Linked DNA regions of Homo sapiens: region 2 is linked to region 1. A link is an interaction called in ENCODE POLR2A ChIA-PET data of the cell type or tissue named here. Cell type or tissue: MCF 10A. All regions are shown on one strand. Links, peaks and the distances in the headings refer to the core of each region. The heading gives the core; the rest is flanking DNA.

Region 1 (4,401 bases), core at 300-4,299:
TGTATTGTCCGTGGGTGTGAAATAGCATCTCATGGTTTTAAGTCATATTTCCCTGGCGACTAATAAGCGCTTTTTCATGTACTTATTGGCCATTCCCATGTCATCTTTTGTGAACTGTCTGTTTTGCACATTTTTGTTGGTGATACTGTTGTTTTATATTTGTTGGAGTGTATTATATATTCTGGATAGGAATTTTTTTTTTTTTTGAGATGGAGTCCCACTCTGTCACCCAGGCTGGAGTGCAGTGGTGCAATCTCGGCTCACTACAACCTCAGCCTCCCAGGCTCAAGCAATTCTCCTGCCTCAGCCTCCCAAGTAGTTGGGACTATAGGCATGCACCATCACACTCGGCTAATTTTTCTATTTTTAGTAGAGACGGGGTTTCACTATGTTGGCCAGGCTGGTCTTGAACTCCTGACCTCAGGCGATCCTCCCACCTCGGCCTCCCAAAGTGCTGGGATTACAGGCATGAGCCACTGCGCCCAGCCTGGAATATTTTTATCAGATATATATATGTTGTAAATACACACACACACACATATATACATGAAACATATATATATATGAAAATGTAAAATACCATTTGCAATAGCATCAGGCCAGGCACGGTGGCTCATACCTGTAATCCCAGCACTTTGGGAGGCCAAGGTGGGAGGATCCCTTGAGCCCAGGACTTTGAGCAACATAGGCAACATAGTGAGACCTTGTCTCTACAAGAAAGTGAACCAAATTAGCTGGGTATGGTGGCGAGTACCTGTAGTCACAGCTACTTGGGAGGCTGAGGTGAGAGGATAGCTTGAGACTGGGAGGGTTGAAGCTGCAGTGATCTGTGATCATACCACTGCACTCCAGCCTGGGTGACAGAGAGATCCTGTCCCAAAAAAAGAAAAAAGGAAAAACAGCATAAAAACAGTAGCATCAAAAATCATTAGAATAACTCTAATGAAAGACATGAAAACACCTTTACCAGAAAAGTATTGTGAGAGAATACTTTTACTCTCTCACTAAAATATTGGTGAGAGAAATTAATAAATACTTAAATAAGGAAGAGGTTACTTTGTTCATATATTAGAAGACCTGATATTAAGATGTCTGTTCTCCCCAAATTGATCTATGGAGTCAATGCAATCCCAGTTAAAATCCTATTTGTTTTTTTTTTTGAAGAAACTAACAAGTTGATTCTAAAATTTATATGGAAATGCAAAATATCTAGAATAGCAAAAAAAAAAAAAAAAGAGCAAAGTTGGAGAACTTAAACTGCTAATTTTTTATACCACTTAATTTTAAGACTTACTATAAAGCTACACTAATCAAAACATTGGTCTTGACATCACAATAGACAAATATATCAGTGAAACTGAGTCCAGAAATAGACCTGCATACGTACTGTCAGTTGATTTTTGCCCAGAGCGAGTAAGTCAATTTTCTGGTGGAAGGAAGGAAAGTCATTTAATTTCTTTTTTTTTTTTTTAAGAGAGGGTCTTCCTCTGTCGCCCAAGATGGAATGCAGTGGTATGATCATGGCTCACTGCAGCCCCAGCCTCCTGAGCTCAAGTGATCCTCCCACCTCAGCCTCCCAAGTAGCTGGGAATGCAGGTGTGTACTTCCATGTCCAGCTAATGTTTTGTTGTTTTTTGTTTGTAGAGACAGGGTCTCACTGTGTTGCCCAGGTTGGTCTCGAACTCCTGGGCTCAAGCAGTACTCACACCTCAGCCTCCCAAAGTATTGGGATTGTAGGTGTGAGCCACTGCCCAGCCAGGAAATTATTTTTAATGAATAATTCTAGATCAACTGGATATTCACATGAGGAAAGAAATTAACCTTCACCCCATCTCATGCCATACACACAAATTAGTTGGTAATTGTTCATAAACCTAAACATAAAAGCTAGAATCGTAAATCTTACACATGAAAACATGGGAGAATATCTTTGCAACCATGGGGTGGGCAGATATTTTGTGAGTAGAACACAAAATGCACTTACTACAAAGGAAAAATAAATACATTAAGAAAATGTACAGGCAAACCATATAATATTTGCAATACGTGGTAAGGGTTTTATTCTTTTCCCAAAGTACTTTGGTATTACTCAGGTCTGTGGCATCTTGCATGATATTCTGTATTTACTGGCTTTTTGTTGAGTTAGATACAGAACATTGATCCAAGAGAATTTTCTGATTGGGTTTCCCCATTTCTTTTACCTTCGTGTGAATGTTGCTCCCTTTGCCATTTATGCTTTGCCCAATATTCAGTGACTGCTTACAACAGAGACAGATTTTAGATCATATTATTCTTTGTAAAGTAAAGAGACATTAGATGAAAGCAAAAGGCAACACGGGCAGTCTCCTCTGGAAGGGAATTGCAGCCTATATGAGTCTTCCTGGTTATTGAGGATTGAGGCTCAGCTTTTTAGGTGACTCAGCATTTAAGTCCTGGCACATTAACTATATACTAGCCACAGACCTGAAAGGAGGAAGGGAGACGAAGCCTAGCTCTGTTTCAGTACAGCGTCTTTTGCCCTTAAGACTGCTTCCTGGCCAGGCGTGGTGACTCATGCCTGTAATCCCAGCACTTTGAGAGGCTGAGGCGGGCGGATCACTTGAGGTCGGGAGTTCGTGACCAGCCTGGGCAACACGGTGAAACCCCGTCTTTACTAAAAATACAAAAATTAGCCGGGCATGGTGGTGGGTGCCTGTAATCCCAGCTACTATTTAAGTCCTGGCACATTAGCTGTATACTAGCAACAGCCCTGAAAGGAGGAAGGGAGACGAAGCCTAGCTCTGTTTCAGTACAGCGTCTTTTGCCCTTAAGACTTTGCTTCCTGGCCAGGCGTGGTGACTCATGCCTGTAATCCCAGCACTTTGGGAGGCTGAGGCGGGCGGATCACTTGAGGCCAGGAGTTTGTGACCAGCCTGGGCAACACGGTGAAAACCCGTCTCTACTAAAAGTACAAAAATTAGCCGGGCATGGTGGTGGGTGCCTGTAATCCCAGCTACTCGGGAGGCTGAGGCACGAGCATCAGTTGAACCCCGGAGATGGAGGTTGCAGTGAGCCAAGATCATGCCACTGCACTCCAGCCTGGGCGACAGAATGAGAGTCTGTCTCAAAAAAAAAAAAAAAAAAAAAAGATTTTGCTTCCTGCCTTCCGTTTATAAACCAATAATAAAACCAACAGGAAATAGAAACTAAAAATGAAACTAAAAGGTATAAAAGAACAATAGAATTAAAGTTGGAGGTAGTGCCATATCTTACAGACCACAAGCAGCATGCAGTTGAAATTCTAAATCTGAGATTTTAATGCTGAACATAGTTGAATTTTGCAATCTCAAATACATGTACAGTGATGCCTTCGGGTAACAGCTGCCCGCATATATGGTGGTGGCGGTCCCACGGGAATTTTTCAGCTCTATTATCTTATCACCTAGTGACGTAGCTGTCCTAATGTCTTAGCACGGTACATCACTCATGAGCTTATGTGGATGCTGGTGTAAACAAACCTACCGTGCAGCCTGTCCTATAAAAGTGTAACACATACAATTATGTACAATACATGAAACTTGATCATGATAAAAAACTGTGTTAACGGTTTATGTATTTACTATGCTGTACTTTTTATTGTTATTTTAGAATAACAACTTGCTGACTCACCCAGAGCAACTACTTATTAACAAAAAGTTAACTGTAAAAGCCCTCAGGCAGGTCCTTCAGGAAATATTCCAGAAGAAGAAATCATTATCTTGGGAGATGTCAGCTCCATTCATGTTATTGCCCCTGGAGACCTTCCAGGGGAACAAGATGTAGAGGTGGTGGAGAGTGATATTGATGGTGCTGACTCTGTGTAGGCCTAGGATAATGTATGTGATTGTGTCTTAGTTTTTTTTTTCTTTTTTTTTTCTTTTTTTGAGACAGAGTCTGGAGTGTAGTGGCACGATCTTAGTTCACTGCAACCTCCACCTTCCAGGTTCAAGCGATTCTTCTGCCTCAGCCTCCTGAGTAGCTGGGATTACAGGCATGTGCCACCATGCCTGGCTAATTTTTTGTGTTTTTAGAAGAGACGGGGTTTCACCATGTTGTCCAGGAAGGTCTCGAACTCCTGACCTTGTGATCTGCCCACCTCAGCCTCCCAAAGTCCTGAGATTACAGGCGTGAGCCACTGTGCCTGGCTAGCATACACTGCTTTTAAAGTTTACACAGTGTAATGTCCTGCGTCTTCACACTCACTCACCCCTCACTCACTGACTCACCCAGGGCAACTTCCAGCCCTGTAAACTCCATTCAGTGCAGGTGTCCTATAGAGGTGGATCATTTTTAGCCTTTTATACTGTATTTGTAGTGTACTTTTTCTATGTTTAGCTGTGTTTAGATACACAAATACTTAACATTGTGTTACAGTTGCCTTCA
Region 2 (4,401 bases), core at 93-4,092, 54 kb before region 1:
CAAGAGATTCTTGTGCCTCAGCCTCCCGAGTAGCTGGGACTACAGGCGCACGCCACCATGACCGGCTAATTTTTGTATTTTTAGTAGAGATGGGGTTTCACCATGTTGGCCAGGATGGTCTCGATCTCCTGACCTCATGATCCGCCCACCTCGGCCTCCCAAAGTGTTGGGATTACAGGCGTGAGCCACCGTGCCTGGCCCAACACATAGCTATTTTAACAGAAAGAGTACAGTAGAATCTGACTATAAACTACCAACTTGAAAAAAGTACAAGAAAAATTCATAAATACAGTACTCCTGTTCAAGAAAGTAATCAAACATAGAAACTGGAATTGGTGGATCATAACATGTAATCAAAAAAGTTTCTGTTACCGTTTATTTATTTTTTAGAGATGGGGTCTGTCACCCAGACTGTGGAAAGCAATGGTGCGATCGTAACTTATTTTAGCCTCCAACTCCTGGGCTCAGCAATCCTCCTGTCTCAGCCTCCCAAGTAGCTGAGACTACAGGCATACACCACCACACTCATCTAATTTTTGTATTTTTTTGTACAGACAGGTTCTCGCTATGTTGTCCACACTGGTTTCAAACTCCTCGCCGCAAGTGATCCTCCTGCCTCAGTTAAAATCCTTTTTTTGGAGACAAGGTCTAAAATCTTAACGTGCTGGCATTGTAGGCATGAGCCACTGTGCCCAGCCAAAAGAGTTTCTTAACACCAAATTTCCAATACTAAAATTTAAAAAAAAATTAATAGTAATATTTTGCATTTATACATTATTTTCTGTTATGAAAGCACTTTTACCTATATTATTTCATTATAATAGGTTGGTGCAAAAGTAATTGTGGCTTTTCCCATTAAAAGTAATGGGCAGCCGGGCATGGTGGCTCACGCCTGTAATCCCAGCACTTTGGGAGGCCGAGGTGGGCGGATCACCTAAGGTCAGGTGTTCAAAACCAGCCTGACCAACATGGTGAAACCCCATTTCTACTAAAATACAAAAAAAAATTAGCTGGGCATGGTGGTAGGCACCTGTAATCTCAGCTACTCAGGAGGCTGAGGGAGGAGAATCACTTGAACCCAGGAGGCGAAGGTTGCAGTGAGCTGAGATTGCACCACTGCACTCCAGCATGGGCAATAGAGTGAGACTCTGTCTCAAAAAAAAAAAAAAAAAGTAACGGGCAAAAACATGTACCCATACAGGGCAATTTTTATTATCCCTGTTTCGTGGGTGTGCAGGCAGACACCCATTAAGTGAATTACACAATGTGAACCAGTCTTTGAACCTTCAGAAAGAGTACCTTCGAGGCCATGGACCAAAGTTAAATTTCTCTTAAATTTGCAAGCTATGTTCTGACCCTAACTCCGCCACAAACTAACCATAGCATCTAAAAATACATCCCTTAACCTTTCTGCCCCTTACTTTATTTATATTTGCATCAACATTCTCACAGGACTTTTAAGAGACTAGAACAAAATAGCAAAGGAGGGAACATTTTGAAACCTTCCAAACTGGGCTTTGCAAACGTAGGACTGTAACTCCAAAAATGACAAATGTTGCACGGTTTAAACAGGCATCTAGTGCTGAAAATCTGAATAATGGTGGCTCCTCTGGAATTCTACAATAAACACACGTCACAGATGTGGCCCAGGAAGTTCCATGCTTAGCGTGGTGCACAAAATGAAGAAAAAATAGTCACCTGGAAAGTCAGGGCGAGGCAGTTTTTGAGGGATGATGGTAGATTCTGGGTGGGGAACACCCTAAATCTCCACTTGCCCTTTTCTAAGGTCAAAGAAAGGAGTGCCTGATGGATGAAAGGACACTGTAAATACCTTAAAACAGAAATCTGATTGCTTTTTAATGAGGTGTTTTGTCAAAAAAGCTATTCAGGATAAGTAAGCCTTAACTGAGTGGAGCTACACAGCCCATCAACAAATTCAACCACAGGCTGGTGTCATGCATACTTTGCACTAACTTTTCATTTGGTTAGTCACTGAACAAATATTTTCGGGTTCCCTTCCATGAGCCATCATGAGTAAGATAGGGCCCCTGCTCTGCCAGAGCTCAAGGACTATCAAGGAAAATAAGCCATTATACTCCAGTGCAAGGACGGTTCCAACAGGGAAGTGCAGGGTCCCTGGGAGTTGTCACTATCACCACAGCCCACATTTATTGAGCTCATATCACATGCTCAGCACTGTTCCAGGTGCTTTGCAAGAACTGAACTCTACGGGATAAGTATTATTACCCCCGTGTTACAGAGGAAGAAACTGATGCACCCAGGGAACTTAAGCGATTGCCCAGGGTTTCCCACCTAGGCTCTGAATCTCGGCAATATTACTTCAGGGACCCTGTTCTTAACCACCTAATACACACTTTACTTGTATTAACCCACCTAATCCTCAAGACAACCATGAGACTGATACCACTATTATAACCTGTATTAGTCTGTTCTCACATTGCTAATAAAGACATACCCACGTCTCTGTAATTTACAAAGGAAAGAGATTTAATTGACTCAGTTCCGCAGGGCTGGGGAGGCCTCAGGAAACTTACAATCATGGTGGAAGGGGAAGCAAACACGTCCTTCTTCAAATGGCATCAGCAAGGAGAAATGCCGAGCAAAAGGGGGAAAAGTCACTTATAAAACCATGAGATCTCATGAGAACTCACTCAGTATTACTAGAACAGCATAAGGGTAATGGCCCGATAATTAAATTACCTCCCATGGGATCCCTTCCACGACACGTGGGGATTATGGGAACTACAATTCAAGATGAGATTTGAGTGGGGACACAGCCAAACCATGTCATACCCATTTTAGAGATTTAGAAACCTAGGCACAGAGAAGCACATTAAATTGTTGCGGGTTACAGACATGACAGGAGGGGCCTGAATGCAGACCTGGGATATCAGAAAGATATCCTGAAACTGGTGATGGCTTCTGAGACCTACTGGATGAGTTGGAAACCCAGAGGCTGGATAGTACAAGAGCACCCAGGTCAGGGAGAAGAGAGGGAAGAGAGAGCAGGGAGGAGCAGAGGCAGGTGACATGGCTGGGGGAGAACCCCACCCCATTTAAGCTCAGGTACACGGGATCTGCTGAAGATTGTGAGCAAACTTATTTGCTGAATACATAAGTGACTAAATGAAAGTTTTCAGTATCTGGGCCTTGTACTGAGTAGGAGCCAGCGGCAATCCACCACCAGGGTGGGCAGGAGAGCCAAGGGCCAGCCCAATTCTAGGCCATCAGGTGTGCGAACCAAACTGAAGGACTGCGGAAAACACGGAAAGGAACTCTGCCGGACTCTGGGCCTTCAAATGAGTACCAGGCAGCAAATGTAAAAAAAAAAATCTTCAGAAAGGCTGTTACATGCATTTAAACAAAGGAAAACCAGGCTTGGACAATGAACCAACAAATAAAACTGCACTCACTTTACTTCTCTATAGACCAACTTTTTCTTCTCTTTTTTTTAAGAGACCAAGGGCTTTGCTATGTGGTCCAGGTTCACTTCAAACTCTTGGGCTCAAGCAATCCTCCCGCCTCAACCTCTCCAGTATCTGGGACTACAGGTGCAAGCCACCTACTTCTTCATAAGTACACCAGGGATTTCAGCACAATGGTTTTTAACTTCTAAGACTTAAAAAAAATTCCCAACATTTCAGTGAATTTTATTTTTTTGGGGGGGGAGGGAAATAAATATGTCTTCAGTCAACCATCTTAACTAAAATGTCTCCCATAACGTCTTAAATCCCTCTCTGCACTGAAGAATCTTCCTATCATCAATAATTTCAGGAACCTACCAGTGGAGTAACAGTTAAATTTGTTGTGCCATAACATGTTATTATGATAGTTGTATTCCTAAGAATTTACCAATGCTCATATTATAAAATCAACTGATCAAATGGCAGGAGCGAGAGTCTTCTGGGGATGGAGCATTCATAAAAAAATTTCTTCAGCGTTACCAGGCAAATCTAGCATTTCATCATATCTGGACATTGCTCCAACAGGATATTGGTCTTTTGTTATCATCAGAAGCACTCTTAGTAATGAGAACATCTTATGCATGCACATCTCCTTTGCCACCCACAACTCGGAAAGCAGAACAGAAAAACACCCACTAAAGCATGTTCAGAAGGTGCCCTCCCTCTACCCCAAGCAAGGTGCTAGCTCCTTGTAGGTGGGTGAAGTGGCTAAGAGCAAATATGCAGGGAGTCAAAGCCCCGTTCACCACCTAAGAGCGGGGTAATCTCTGTGTCTCCATTTCCTTTCCCGTAAAAATGGAGATATTAAGAATATCTAATTTACAGATTGGAAAGATTGAAAGAGATAATATAAGCAAAGTGCTGATTCCTAGAAAGCTCAAAAAATTCCTGGCATGGTGGCTCACACCTGTAATCC

What was found. Peaks named below come from ENCODE experiments on the same cell type or tissue, not always from the same donor. Only the 100,000 strongest peaks of a DNase experiment are listed, where the experiment ranks them.
Region 2: POLR2A ChIA-PET joins it to region 1 with 6 read pairs; 21 of 35 experiments call an interaction of 5 or more read pairs at or near these places.

The regions. Positions count from the first base shown.
Region 1 is chr16:25,046,280-25,050,680 of GRCh38, forward strand. No RefSeq gene overlaps it. Among named protein-coding and RNA genes, the nearest start is that of LINC02175, 18 kb to the right of the region's middle. RefSeq lists a silencer at 3,249-3,543. In MCF 10A, for the core only: no CTCF peak of the experiment used is centred there; DNase peaks (open chromatin) are centred at 2,472 and 2,792.
Region 2 is chr16:24,992,434-24,996,834 of GRCh38, forward strand. All of the region lies in intron 1 of ARHGAP17 (Rho GTPase activating protein 17), which reads right to left. Among named protein-coding and RNA genes, the nearest start is that of ARHGAP17, 21 kb to the right of the region's middle. In MCF 10A, for the core only: no CTCF peak of the experiment used is centred there; a DNase peak (open chromatin) is centred at 2,008.